Regions from separate parts of the Homo sapiens genome. Here region 2 is linked to region 1. A link is a loop called in an ENCODE intact Hi-C map of the cell type or tissue named here. Cell type or tissue: natural killer cell. All regions are shown on one strand. Each heading gives the region's core, and the rest is flanking DNA. Links, peaks and the distances in the headings are about the cores only.

Evidence for each region. Peaks named below come from ENCODE experiments on the same cell type or tissue, not always from the same donor. Only the 100,000 strongest peaks of a DNase experiment are listed, where the experiment ranks them.
Region 2: it touches region 1 in a loop (15-fold over the local background); 1 of 110 quality-filtered maps calls a loop at or near these places.

What each region holds. Positions count from the first base shown.
Region 1 is chr9:29,317,877-29,325,548 of GRCh38, forward strand. It overlaps the pseudogene PDK1P1. Among named protein-coding and RNA genes, the nearest start is that of LINGO2, 110 kb to the left of the region's middle. RefSeq lists an enhancer at 4,480-4,569. In natural killer cell, for the core only: no CTCF peak of the experiment used is centred there; no DNase peak of the experiment used is centred there; H3K27ac peaks cover 4,084 bases.
Region 2 is chr9:29,736,669-29,744,340 of GRCh38, forward strand. No RefSeq gene overlaps it. Among named protein-coding and RNA genes, the nearest start is that of LINGO2, 530 kb to the left of the region's middle. In natural killer cell, for the core only: no CTCF peak of the experiment used is centred there; no DNase peak of the experiment used is centred there; H3K27ac peaks cover 378 bases.

The sequences.
Region 1 (7,672 bases), core at 838-5,837:
GGTTGAGAAGACCTCATTCACATATCTCAGGCCAGGGTTGGCCATGGGAATAGCAAATATAATTAAAGAAATAGTCTCCTTCTGATAATCTCAGAACATCATCATCAGCTCAACTGATACAGAGCTGGAATATTAGAAGTCTTCAGAAGTTGCTTAATTTTTAAGGACGAAAATGCTGAGGGTGCTAATGGTCTTTATTTTTTTCATAGACATGGTGATAAGGATCTGTAAGACACAAGGACATTGGCATAGCTCAGAATGTGATTAAATGTTGTACATGAGAAATATGCAATGCAATTGTGTTTGTCAATTAAAAAAATAAAATATATACAGGATTGCTTTGGGGATATTCCCACCACCAGCCAGAATGTTAACTACATTTTGGATATTTCGATATGAGTTGCATTTTGATTGTAAGGTTACTCAACTTGCTATTCTTTATTCTATGGTGGCAAAAACAAGATAATTCCATCCAATCAAAATGCTTTGGAAGCTTTAATATAAATTGCAAGTTAGCTAAAATTATTAAAAGATGGCTAGGAAAATGCTAACGATCTGTGCAATTTGTTTTGTATTATTTCTCCTAAAATTAAAGTTGGAGAACTAAGTGCAAATCACCAGAACAGCTAATCCAAGTGGTTTTTGTACCACTTGTCTTTCTCATAGGGAGTTTGAACTTTTTAAGTGACATGAGAGCAATCATGGGACACTATACTGACAAAATGTGTTTAACCCTCTATCCAAGTTCATGTCATAGCAGGTAGTTAGGATTGGACACATATGAATGTTTGTTGAAGTGTTGTGCCTCTGAAGGAAAATCACAGATTCTTCAACCACATGTATTCATGTAGATTCCTGCAGAAATATCTGGAGTAGCACTCCTGGCTGGTTTGAATTATGGATTAACCAACGAATGCTTTGATGTATAATATTTCAATGAGAACCAAAGCTATGTCTCCTAGAGGGTTATGTGGCAGATGTATTTGTCCACATTAGACTCCTCATTATATAAGACAGCTGCGTAGATGCAGGACAATATCAACCATGAGGCTTATGCTTGCAGCCCAAGCAGACAACAAAGAGGTATAAAAACATTCTTCAGTGGCTACAGACATCTAGGACACCTAAGAAAAAAAATGTGGGTTTTATATTAAGTTTGGAAGGGGTGGTGTCCATACTTGATACCAAATATTTTAAATATCATTTTCATAATTAGTTATTCTGGGTATAATAAATGGAATTTGAAATCTATGCATGTCTTAAAACTCCTCAAAGAGAAAATTATACGTATTTTTTTAACTTATATTCTTGCAGCTAACTGAGCTTATTTTTCAATAATAGTATTTTTGGTTAACTTTTCTGTCCTGTTTATGGTAAACTCCAGAGGCATGAGAAAAGTTTGAAATTCTATAGAAAGCAGTTTATTTTATGCTTTTATTTAGTCTACGAGACACATTTTCCCAATAATACCAATTAACTACTCAGCCATCTTTTTGTTATTTGGAGAACTTTCATGTTATAGTTAGTAATGACAATTGTTATAAGATAGTCTTTGTGTTTACCAGTGAATGATTACAAGTAAAGTGGAAAACAATTTTCCCATGAGGAACAGCCACCCACTTTTCAGTGTCTACCTGAACTGTCTTAGCTCTGCAGTTAATATACCATTTTAAAATTTTCCTGAAAAAGATTGTTACAGTAGTTCTCTACAGATTTCTGAAAATCTACTCTGAATGTGTTGTGATTAATGTCGGAGGAAAATGTTATAGTAGGCCTAAAACAGAGAACAAAGTAGTGGTTCCCAAACTGACCAATTTCAGAATTAACTAGGGAGTTTTGAGAAACAGAAATTTCCTTTATCCTGCCCAGATATACTCAATCAGAATTTCTAGGGCTGGAGTGGAGTGGAGGAATCTCAAGAAAAAACAACAACAAAAAAGTTTTCCTGCTCTAGGAAGCCATTGTTTTAAAATTAATGGCAATACCAAATTTGCTAAAGTAACAGAGAGATCTATAGGTTTTCACTTTCACTTTTTGAAAGGTCAGGTTTCTAGACTCTTGGGGAGAAACAAACTGTATCCCAGGCTGATGCAATTAGAGGACAAAGCAGCAAGTTAGAAAAGAAACAAAATGACTACAGAATAATCAGTAAACTGAAAGATTTAAATCATAAATGTATAAGTGCCCTTAAAGAAGATATATGTTATATAGTCTCTAGATCTTTTCATCAGGAAAAGTCAAAATTGTTCATCACAAAGATAATCATTTGCATCGATATGGTAATCTCTTTTGGTCTTCAAAACAGTGAAAGATAGACAGGAACGTTTCTATCTTCCTCATTTTGAGAAGCAAAGCTTGTCTCAAAATTACAGATAATTGAGCCAAGGTACAGAAGCCTATGTGTGCTGATCTGTTCTATTTGGTGCTATGTTTTACAGGCAGAGCTGTGAAGTCAGGGGACGGTGTTGTGGGTGATACCTCACACTCTTTTAGTGTGACAGGAAAGTAATAATGCATTTCTTGTAAATGTTGATAGCAAAGGTTTGCAACTTAAAAGGGGAATTTCATATATTTAGAAAATACTTTGAGGTGAAACCCTCACTCTTTAAAGGATTATTTAAAATGGTAATGCTACTACCTAAATTGGTAGATTGGAAGGGAGGTTAAAGGGCATTTAATCATGTTCCCTCATTTTATAGGTGAAGACTCTAAGGCTCAGAGTGCTTTATGGTTTGCATAGTAATTCATAGCTAATCTGAACAATTTTTGGAAAAATAACATCTTTTCTATTTTTCCATCATTATGGATTTGTTAAAGATACTAAAATGAGCTAATTGGTGATTTGTTAGTTCAAATTGCTAATTTTTTAACTTTAAATTTCACTTTTCATGCAAAAATGAACCTTTTTATAATACTTTGAACTGAAGAAATCTTCTTTTCTAAATAAGATGTCATACAACTGAGATAAAGTTTATTATTTTACTTATGAAGGATTCCACCATTCCCAAAATTAAAGTGTTACTTTCTTTACCTGAACACTAATAATAATGGTGGTTTCAAAGGAGCAGCAAAAGAGAAATATTTTCTATTTTTCTTTACAAGCTGTTTACTGTTTTTATTTTGCTCTCTGGTAATAGACAGAAAATTATATAAAACAATATTTTGAGGGAATTTTTCTCCTGGTTGGTTTTAAATCACTGTGCTCCCTGAAACATTTCAATGTTTAAATTCTTCTCAAGTTATTATATTCACCAGTACCTGATTAATCCATTGCAGATATAAAAATGTATTGAAGAATAATAAATGGATACCATGTGATTTTTTAAAACTTGGACAGCTAATGAATGTGGCAACATTTTAAAGGAGGGGATAGAAAAAAATGTTCTGCATAATCAATAATGCATAATTCATACTTAAACATCATTAATTTCTAGCACTACGACATTTTTAAATGAATATATTGAAACGGAAACAAAATATTTTACAAAATGTTTTCCATATGGCAGTAATCTAAAAAATGGGAAAAATTTGTCATTCTTCACTCAGTTTGGCCCAACAAGACTAAATAAAATATTTGTTATGATGTGATGGAAAATAGGGATCTTCTGGCTTATCAGGAAGTTTCTGGAAGTGAGCCTTTCTTACCTAATTGATGTAAAAAAAAAAAAGAAGAAGAAATGTATAACTTTTCAACTTGTAACTGAAAGAAATGGCAGTTTGGGAATAATGGTAATATTACTGAAGGTAAAGCAGAGTGCTATAGAAAAGCTATCTCTTGATGATATTCTGTGGTCCTTCAAGTAAATTAAGTGCAAAGGTTGGCCTCTTTACTTTTATTTACCTAGGCCAATTAATGCCCTTAATTTTTAAGCCACTTTGTGCTTGAGTTTTCTGTTGCTTATAAATCAACGCCTCTTAACTGATAGATCATTTCAAAATCTAAAATTGTACCATGTGCTGCTGTCATTGATGCTGCGTTTTTCTTTGGGTTTTTATCCAATGATGTAAATGTTATAAAGCCTGAAGCTATATAAGAGTATCCATTTGTAAATCAAATAGATAAATAACCTTTAGGTATAGAAAATAGCCTCAATGGGATTATTGTAGAATTCCCCTAGGAATATCATGAAGAGTAAATATTAATGCCTTTTAATTGCTGTAAACTATAGTGTGAACTATAAAGTTTACACTATTGACATGCAGGATCATGACCAATTTTAAAGATGAGTTGATAAATATTACTCAAGAGAATAAATTCACATCCATATCTGCTCCAAAGTAATTTTCTCAAACTTGCATTTGTGTCCTAGTTAATTTATCAGGAAATGAATCTTTAATTTGGAAATATAGTAGTATGGAAAGTTTGTCAAACTTAATTTCTTTTTGTAGAACACTTGACTACCCATATATGATCTTAATAGGATAGTTGGAAACAGTTGATAAAAGTGGACAGTCTGTTTCACTGGCATAAAGTCATCCTTTTTGAGGTCATTTATATTTGTCTATCTTTGAGAAAGCAACATACTTGGTTTCGGTTTCTAGGTGGAACTTCTGAGTCAAGTTGCTGCTCAGAGCATGTGGTATTTTGCAGACTTCAACTCCACCTCAGCACTTGGTTACTAACCACTTTTTTTCTCTAAAACATGGGCAGTTTATATATTATGAACATTGTGTTTACCTTCAGGATATGGTAGTAAGTAGTTTCAGCCATTACAAATCATCATTTTTTTTTCTCACGTCCCTAAGAGCCCCTAATAAGCATTTCTAAGTTCTTCCAAGCTTCTCTCTCCTTTCCCAACTCAATGTTCTGCTCCTAATCTCAGCTGCTCCTATTTTATTGAGTCATTGGCACATGACTCATCCATTACTGAGATTGAGCTGTGTCTACCCCAAAATTGTGACAAATTTTACCATATCTGAATGGATGTATTCGTCAGTTGGGGCTATCATAGCAAATTACCATAGACTGAATGGCTTCAACAATAGAAACTCATCTTCTCGTAGTTCTGGAGGTTAAAAGTTCCAAATCAAAGTCCAACAGGGTTGGCCTCTGGGGAGAGCTCTCTCTTCCTGGCTTGCAGACATCTGCATTCCCACTATGTTCTCACATAGCCTTTTCTTGGTGGGTATGCAGGTAAAGAGAGAGAAAACTCTGTTGTTTACTTTTATAAAGAAACTAATCCTATTTGATCAGGGCCCCACCATTATGACCTCACTTAACCTTAATGATTATCTTAGAGGCCTCATTTCTAAATACATCCACACTGAGGGTTAGGGTCTCAACATATAAATTTTGGTGGGGGGACACAAACATTCAGTCTCTAATACTGAAGAACAGGTAGTGGGGGAGATTTCAAAGTTATTATCTGCATGAGTTACTGAGCATAACTCTGGGATGTGGGAGTATAGGGAAACAATTCCTAAGAAGAGAGAGAATTGAAGCATGTTTGCTTCGTGGTCGATGGATGAAATCCAACCAATGCAGAGAATATACTCATAGAATATTATCTCTTTCTCAAATACTTCCTAGTCATGATTCACGAGTTAATGTTTGAAACTTTAGGATAAAGGACTAAGAAAAGTGAATAAGAACATCAAATGTCTTATAGTTGGACTTCCCTGGGAGAAAATGATAGTGTAAGATATGAATAGCCTCAACATTCGTGACTTCTAGTCTGAAAGACAACTGCGCTAGACCTTTGTCCAAAGATTAAAAAGTGTTTTGGGGCAGGGCGCGGTGGATCACGCCTGTAATACCAGCACTTTGGGAGGCCGAGGCGGGCGGATCACTAGGTCAGGAGATCGAGACCATCCTGGCTAACACGGTGAAACCCCGTCTCTACTGAAAATACAAAAACTTAGCCGGGTGTGATGGCGGGTGCCTGTATTCCCAGCTACTCGGAGGCTGATGCAAGAGAATGGCGTGAACCCTGGAGGCAGAGCTTGCAGTGAGCCGAGATCGCGCCACTGCACTCCAGCATGGGCGACAGAGCGAGACTCCGTCTCAGAAAAAAAAAGTGTTTTGGGATTCATAAATGAAGGTCATTAACACCCTTAATATTGAAATAAGCAAACATTGGACATTAGCATCCTTGGTCTAGGCATTAGCAGACAATGGAGTACCTCTGGTAGGCATCATCAAGAGCATTCTGGTGCTCTTGATGAAAACCTAAAGTGTGGTTTAACATAGGTATTCACAGAGGAAAGGGAGGGAGGGTGTAGTCTGTGAAGTGCTTGTGAGAATCTTGTTTTTGTAAATATGTGAAACAACCTCTATAATTTCTGCAGGGTTTAAAGTGAAATAACAATATTTATAGATAATATGTTCAGAATACCTAGTATGTACTTAACATTTAATCTTTTAGTAATCCTATGAAGTCATTACTAATATTATTTTCTCACATTACTGATGAGAATTACAGAGATACCTAGCACCTTGCCCCAGATCATTTAGCATGTGACAGAGCTGGCATTAGAAGCAAGACAGTTTGACTCTCTATTTTTTAGACTAGTGTTTTTTAAAACTGCTGGAATTCTTGTACTTTGTGTAAGTACTATTGTGATACTAGCTTTTACCCTGAGGCAAAGATGGGTTTTGAAATTCAGGTTCATTTAATGGGTGCACAATAAAGTTTGGGGAATTATAGCAATGAAAATATCTTTAGCCTGTGGGTAAGATATTACCTTTACTTTATTCATCTGGCCATACTATTGCAGGCTAGTCATAGAGATTAGAGAGTAACTTCCTTCCCTGCAGGTTGAAAGATACATTTATTCATTTATCAATTCACAACATTTATTTTAAATGTGTAGCTAACATAAACCAGAAGTACTGGGCACAAAAATGCAGTCATAAACAAAAATGGATAGAAACTTTTCTGGAAAAATTCCTTTCTAGCAGGTAAGTAGCAGCTAAAGAGCTGTGAACAGTGGTTAATTGATTGATTAGCAGTTTCAAAGAATAGTGTTTTAAGGTGATAAATATTCTGTGACCCAGTTAAAGAACTAGCAGAGAGTGACATAAAAACTAATTAACATATCCTGCAGAATCAGATAAACCTCTACATCCTTTCTATTTATCTCTCTGTTTTGTGTGTCTATTGTCTTATCTTTCTGTCCAGGTCCCCATACTATTTTTTTTCTTCCACTTCCTTTCTCTTCAAAACATTTAATCAAATAGAATGTAGCTAAATTTTTTTTACTCTTTTTTCCATTGACCTAGAAAGTGTAGGCAAAAATACGTGTTTGGGGTTTTTGTTGTCATTGCTGTCTATTACCCTTTGTTTTTTTTCCAACTCTAGAGGGTCACAGAAGTTTTTCTGGCAAGAGGAGACTTCATCCTTAGTAGAAGGGTAACTGTCAAATGACTAGGCGTCCAGCCAGCAGATGGAATAGGAAAAGGAACCGTGGTACTGGTGACCCTCCAAAGCAAGTGAAGTAATCTGTTAGAGGAAAAGACAGTTTTAAATGTATTCTATTTCTAGAGAAAATTGAAGCCAAATTTCCATGTTATCCATCATTGAGAAAATTTTTAACTAATACCTTTACTCCTCTTTTTCCCTTTCCTTGTATATTTTCTGAAGATAAGAGAAAAAGGCCAATTATAAATCCCTCTTCCAAATGGAAGAGAAGGGGGAGTTTTAACTTTAAACAAAGATTGAAGCTTCGACTA
Region 2 (7,672 bases), core at 1,669-6,668, 420 kb after region 1:
CAACAGGCATCATTGGTGCTTGTCCCCACCCATGACCCTCACTGTGTTGTGCCTGTAGACTGCATACCTCCACCTTCATCCTCACCCACTTTTGTTCCTCCTTTCCCAAGTAAAGTCTCAGATAGGTGCACTTGATTGGCAGAACATAATTTCCATGCCTACACTCTATTAGCTATAAAAAAGCCAAAAGAGTAAGTTATCCAACTTCTCCCTTAGGGTTGCACAACTCAAATTTATAAGATGTCCTAAAACATAGACATCATTTCCAAAAACTGCTAGAAATGTTGACAAAAATTCATGATAATATGGATGTCTGCATGCATATGCTTGATAAAGGAAGAATAAAAAACTAAGATATCAAAAATATTCACCATGAACAATACTGTGAAAGCCAGAAAACATCTGTATGAATGATGATGACATTGACCACTTGGGATGCAGCATTCTTTCTTTTTTTTAAGTTCTGGTATACATGTGCAGAACATGCAGGTTTGCTGCATGGGTATATATGTACCATGCGGTTTGCTCCACCTATCAACCTGTCATGCAGGTTTTTAGCCCCACATGCATTAGGTATTTGTCCTAATGCTCTCCCTGCCCTTGCCCCCCGCACCCCAACAGGCCCCAATTGTGTAATGTTCCCCTCCCTGTGTCCGTGTGTTCTCATTGTTCAACTCCCACTTATGAGTGAGAACACGCAGTGTTTGGTTTTCTGTTCCTGTGTTAGTTTGCTGAGAATGATGGCTTCTGGCTTCATCTGTGTCCTTGCAAAGAACATGAACTCATTCTTTTTTATGGCTGCATAGTATTCCATGGTGTATATGTGCCACATTTTCTTTATCCAGTCTATCATTGATGGGCATTCAGGTTGGTTCCAAGACTTTGCTATTGTAAATTGTGCTACAATAAACATACATGTGCATGTGTCTTTATAGTAGAATGATTTATAATCCTTTGAGTATATACCCAGTAATGGGATTGCTGGGTCAAATGGTATTTCTGGTTCTAGATCCTTAAGGAATCACTACATTGTCTTCCACAGTGGTTGAACTAATTTATACTCCCACCAGCAGAGCAAAAGTGTTCCTGTGAAACCCCGTCTCTACTAAAAAAAAAACCAAAAAAAAAAAAAAAATTAGCCATGTGTTGTGGCAGGTGCCTGTAGCCCCAGCTACTCAGGAGAGGTTGAGGCAGGAGAATGGCCTGAACCCGGGAGGCGGAGCTTTCAGTGAGCGGAGATTGCGCCACTGCACTCCAGACTGGGCAACAGAGCAATACTCCGTCTCAAAAAAAAAAAAAAAAAAAAGTGTTCCTATTTCTCCACATCCTCTCCAGCATCTGTTGTTTCCTGACTTTTTAACGATCACCATTCTAACTGGCGTGAGATGGTATCTCATTGTGGTTTTGATTTTCATTTCTCTAATGACCAGTGATGATGAGCTTTTTTTTTCCCATGTTTGTTGGCTCCATAAATGTCTTCTTAATCATGTAGTTGTTTTCATTTTTATTTCTCATACACTTATAATTATGTTATTTTTATTTATCTTATTTTCTTGGTCTAATGTCTTGACTTCATTTACAGTTTTGGTTTAATTCCTAGCATTATCATTCAACCACAGATTGAATGAATAGCCTGTCAACTAATCAATGAACAGTTATTTACTGCCCATCATGTGTCAGGCATTTTGTTTCGTTCTATAAATATAAATAGTGAGCACGGTAGTCATGGGCCCTGTCTTCACAAAGCTTAAATCTCTAAAAGTAAAAATTAAACTCCACACTTAAAATTATACTGACAGTTAATAAATCAATGCATCTACAAGGTTAGCACAGAGGTGAGTGGCTGATTTATTTACTCACTGATGAATTTATTTAACCCATTTCAACTATTCATTCCTTATGGTCGTGATCTTATCTTGGCAATTTCTTCTGAACTAGGCTTTTGAAGTTCCTGGAGTTGTTTCTGAATCCCAGATTGGTCCAATTCCTGTGGATAAATACATTTGGTCCCTTATATCTACATGTTCTGTATCTGCAGATTTAACCAACCCTGGATCAAAAATATTCAATAAACAACTTTTTAAAATATATAGTATAACAACTATTTATGAGGTATTTACATTGCATTAGGTATTCTAGATATTTTACTTATCCTAGATGCATAAGTAATTTAGTGATTATTTAAAGTATATAAGAGGATGTGTATAGGTTGTATACAAATACTACTCTATTTTATATCAGGAACTTCAGTATCAGCGGATTTTGGTCCACAAGAGGTCCAGGAACCATTTCCCTGAGGATATCAAGGGACAGTTGCATTTCTGGCAAGCTACATGTCTAACATTCTGTTTTTGGTGTTCCCGTGATGTTCAGTCAACTGTTATCTCCTCCCCTCTGGTGCTTTTGCTCTTTATCCCTTAATGAACTTCTTTGAAGGACTAGTATGTCTTCCTCTTGCCAAACAATAAAATATTTAGAATTATTTTCATCTTCTGATGGCCTAAATGCTCCCAGTTTTTTTTCTGTTGAGTCCTGTGGAGGCCATAGGCTATTGGCACCCTAAGAGTTTACTGAAAATTTACTGACATAAGGCAGGTTGATTGACAGAAGAAAAGGCATACAAATTTATGTAATATGTATACACGTGAGCCTTCAGAAGGAAGATCCAACTTTCTAATGAGTAACAGAAGCTTATATACCACCTTGAGGTTACAGAAAGAAGGAGGGCTTGTGATGATATAATTTTAGAAAACCCTAATGACTCCTCCAAATGATTCCTAGATCTGATAAATATACTGTATTTGGAGATAGGGCCCTTAAAGGGGTGATTAAATTAAAATGAAGCAAGTAGAGTGGGCACTAATTTAATATTATGGCCTGAGGGCTTAGGTGGGGCTCTAGATACTGATGAGACCCCAGCACCAGCTGCTGTTCCAAGTTCTTAACACCATTGCAAGAAAGAACTGAGGGACAAGTCAGAATAAAGCAAATGGCAAGAAACTTTTATTGCAAAGCCAAAGTACACACTCAAGAGCAGGAGCGTGGGCATACTCAGGAGAGTGAGCTGCAAATAGAGTTTGGTTTTCTAGTTTTATGGGCTCTTTTAATTAGGAGGTAGAATAATCATGAGGTTTTCTAGGATAAAAGGTAGAGCTTTCTTAAAATTGAGGTGCCACCCATTTTTATATTAAATATGGACATGCTCAGATCTGTCATGGCACTGGTTGGTGTGTGATTTAGTATGAAAATGAGCATATAATTAGGTCTGGGGCAGGGAATGAGTCCAATCCAACACTATGTTGGACCTAGATGGTTTTAAACCAGCTTAGCCCAGATCCTGTTGGTTAGGGTCTTATCAGCCCAGGCTTATCCTTGTTTTTATAGCTAATTTTAACAGCTCCTTTCTTGCTATGTGAAATGGCTGTTTGATATTTTCCCACTTCTCCTGTGACCATTCAGTATTCCTATTTTTTGGATATTTCTTTAATTATGGAGTGGAATAATCACTAGGTATTCCAGAAAAGGAGGAGATTTTAGAAACCCCAAGTTACTGATCCCTTTCTCTCTTACTTGAGTTTGCCTGGAAGAGACAGAGACATGTCACTGTGACCAGGGGTTGGGCCATCTTATCTGTCTTATTTTGGATTTTCTCATCTTGTAGTTTCTTTGCTTAGTTTTTGTTTTAGCTGTTTAGGTTTTTCTACCCGCCTGCAACCAACCACCCAGTACTACTCTTGTCTCAATGTGACTGGCTGTATAAAAAGAGGACATTTGAACCCATAGAGCCTCCAGTATATATACTAATAGAAAAAAAACCAAGAGAAGACACAGCAAACAGGCAGCTATCAGCAAGCCAAGGAGCGAGGCTTCAGAAGAAACCAAACTTTCTGATACTTTGATTTTGAACTTCTCACCTCCCTAAGTGTGAGAAAATAAATTTCTCTTATTTAAGTCACACATTCTCTAGTATTTGGTTATGGCTGTTCAAGTGAGATAAAGCACTTGGTAAATGAAGCTGATAGTATCTGTGTTTCGTCCATGGTCAACCAACTCAGGGAGAAGTGGGGAACATGACTCAAACATAGATCTGTTTAATCTACGTAAATGCTCTTTCCTGTTTCACCATGTTGGCTCACAAAAACAGCAGCAGTAATATCTTCAGGGTATTATGAGGAACACTTTGTTGATGATGGAAGTTTTTATATATTCTCAAAGGAGAGCATAACATTTTCTCTATGGAATTTTGTAAGTCAAGGTTGAGTAAGGGTGGAGGAATTGACAAAATGGCCCATGTTTCAGGGCTCATTCATCTATGGTTCAATGTTTTCTTCTAATATCTACTGGACACATAGACTTTTTTCTTTCTTTAATTTTCCAACTGAGGGGATTATTTGTCAGTGAATTAAGGCAGGAACTGATTTTTAAATATTAGTTTTTCTCTTTATTTCATTAGAAGGCAGAGAGCAGAACCAATATCATTTCTGGGATCTGTGCCACATGTTTCACCTCCAAGTTTTCAGACACCATAAGCAGATAGTCAATCCACAATGTAAGCTGGAAACTGATTACCAATAAGCAATTTTTTATTGTCACTCATCTAACCTTTACTATGTAAGAAAAACTCAACTCTGATTTCACTTATTTTTAATGTTTCTTGGGCTTGTAGAAAAGTCCTTGAGCCTTGTCTATTTATGTGGGAGTCAGCATTTTCAGAAACATGATTCACATAGGGTAGAATCACTTTCAAGGAGTGTGACATTGTGAGTCCACAGTCTCATAATGCTAAGGTGAAGAAAAAGAGGAAAAAAAGATGTCATATCTATAATGAATTTCAAAAGGCAAATTATAAATAACTCAGAACTTTCACCAAGTTATTACATAAGCTTACATTTGCAGTTTGAATTCATAATCAAAATAATGAAGGTGAAACCTTCTATTAGAAAATGATACATTCTTTAGATTGAGACACTGAACTGTAACCAACTACGAAAACAGAATGTCCTAATGAAGCTAAAGTTGTAAGATTAATTGCTCCCTTATATTCACTGTTAATGAAGAATAACAATTGACTTGACAAGCTAATTATTATAATATCCTAGGCCTACAGTATGTAATAAGAGTTATAATGTACCAGTCAATCAAAATCATTCACTTCTGTTATTGGGCTTGAAATCCTCAACTTTGTTTGTCTTGTTAACTAAATGACATATGAAAGTTACTAAAGGTGTTATTCTTAAGAAAATAGAAGCATGAAATATTCTGCACATGGTTCTATTGCAATTGACGTTGTAAAATGGTTTTGGGTACATTGAACATGCATTCTTTCCAACTTTATAATTATATTAGCATGAGGCATATTGAAATGGAAATTTTGATAAGATACAATAAATCTTAGTGCATTCTTAATGTTAGATGGTATGGGCTTTTATATAGACTCAAGGGAGATTAGATAAAATTTAAAATATAAACCTCTAATAAAATGTATGTTGGAGGATATTATGATATGTAGAAATCATTGCCGATGTTGCTGCATGCTTTTCATATAAATTTTTAGCAGCTCTCTGCTTTCACTTTAAAAAGTAGACAAGGTATATTTTCTAAGGAATTTATTTTTTTAAGAGCTTATATTTATAATTTATAACCTAAATGTGTACAAGTCTTCTTTCCATTGCAATTCCACTTTTCTGATGTATTTGCCCAGTCATGTTTCTACAACACCTTCGCATTTATTTTTCAAAGCTCCTGCCATAAAAACACAGAGAGGAAACTACAATAGAAAGAAGGAATATGAAGGAGTCAGTCCAGGAGTCCAGCATCTAAGAAGATGGAAATGTAAAAGCTTGTTTAGTAATACAGTGTGAATAAGAATTCAAGAAAGATTTTCTAGATGTCAACAAGGTATTACTGAATAGAAAAGTGCTGATGTATTCCCAAGAGATATCTTCACATCATATCTGATGGGAAGAAGTAGAAATTTTGTATAGCTTCTCAATTAAAATACTATCAATTTTAAGTTACCACTACCAATTTTACTAAGCACTTTCTAATCAATTGAAAATGTTACTTTATTATTATTAAAAAGCCTTTTATTTTTGCATCCTTCTTTTATTTTCAAGGTTTATTTTAGATACCAGGGTATACGTGCTTGCAGGTTAGTTACAAAGGTAATATTGTGTGATGCTAAGTTTTGGAGTATAATTAAACCTGTCACCCAGGGAGTAAGCACCATAACTAATAGGTAGTTTTTCAATGTGTGGTCCCCCTTCTCCCTTGCCTGTCCAGTGTCTACTGCTCCCAACTTTATATCCACGAGCATTCAATGTTTAGCTCCTACTTTTTTTTTGAGACAGGGTCTTGCTCTGTTGCCCATACTGGAGTACAGTGATGCAATCGTAGCTCACTGCAGCCTTGACTTCCCAGGCTGAAGCGATCCTCCCACCTCAGCCTCCTGAGTAGCTGGGACTACAGGCAGGTGCCACCACGCCTTGCTAATTTTTTATATATATTTTTAGAGACAGGGTTTCACCATGTTGCCCAGGCTGGTCTTGAACTCCTGAGCTCAAGAGATCCGCCTACTTAGGCCTCCCAAAGTGCTAGGATTACAGGTGTGAGCCACCATGCTCAGCCTAGCTCCCACTAAGTACTTACACAAAAAATTTGGTTTTCTGTTTGTGCTTTAGTTTGATCAGGATAATGGTTTCCAGCTGCATCCATGTTGCTGCAAAGGACATGATTTTGTTCTTTGTCATGGCTGCATAGTATTCTGCAGTGTATACATATCACATTTTCTTTATCCAATCCACCACTGATGGGCAAACTGGGTTGATTCCCTGTCTTTGCTATTGTGAATAGTGCTGTAATGAACATATGGGTGCATGTTTCTTCTGGTAGAACAATTTTTCTTTAGTTATATACCCAGTAATGTGATTGCTGGATTAAATGCTAGTTCAAATCTTACTTCTTTGAGAAATCTCCAAACTACTCTCCACAGTGGCTGAGCTAATTTATATTCCCACCAACAGCCTATAAGTGTTTCCTTTTTTCCACATCCCCAGCAACACGTTATTCTTTGACTTTTTAAAAAAAGTCATTCTGACTGTTGTGAGATGGTATCTCATTGAGTTGCATTTCTCTCATAATTAGTGGTCTTGAGCATTTTTTTAAATATATTTGTTGGCTGCTTGTATGTTTTTCTTTGAGAAGTGTCTGTTTTTGTACATATTTTGGCAAATATATTTGTTGTATACCACTCTTGAACATATATAAAAAGGAAATGTAAGAAAAATTAAGTAGTCAAATGATTCCTAAACTTTCTTCCTAATTCAAGTTTTCTGAAACATAGTTTGACTTGAAGTAAGAAATTTCTATAATTGCTGCACATTATTGTTCTCTAGGACATAAAGATAGTTGGTAATGCAGCATTCTTAAAACAATGCTTACTATTGTGTTTGTGTTTACATTGCTGTCTTTTTTTTTTTTTTTTTGGTATATTGGTGCTGTTTCTTTCTTCTCACTAAGAGATGTCAACAGAAGGTAATCAGACAACAAACAAAGCTCCTATAGGTTTCTGAGTTGTGTGTGTGGGCGTGTGTGTGTGTGTTTTACTGAAATATGGAAGAATTCTATTTTTCTGCTCAGATAACCAGGATCAATAACCAAGTTTGTGCACATA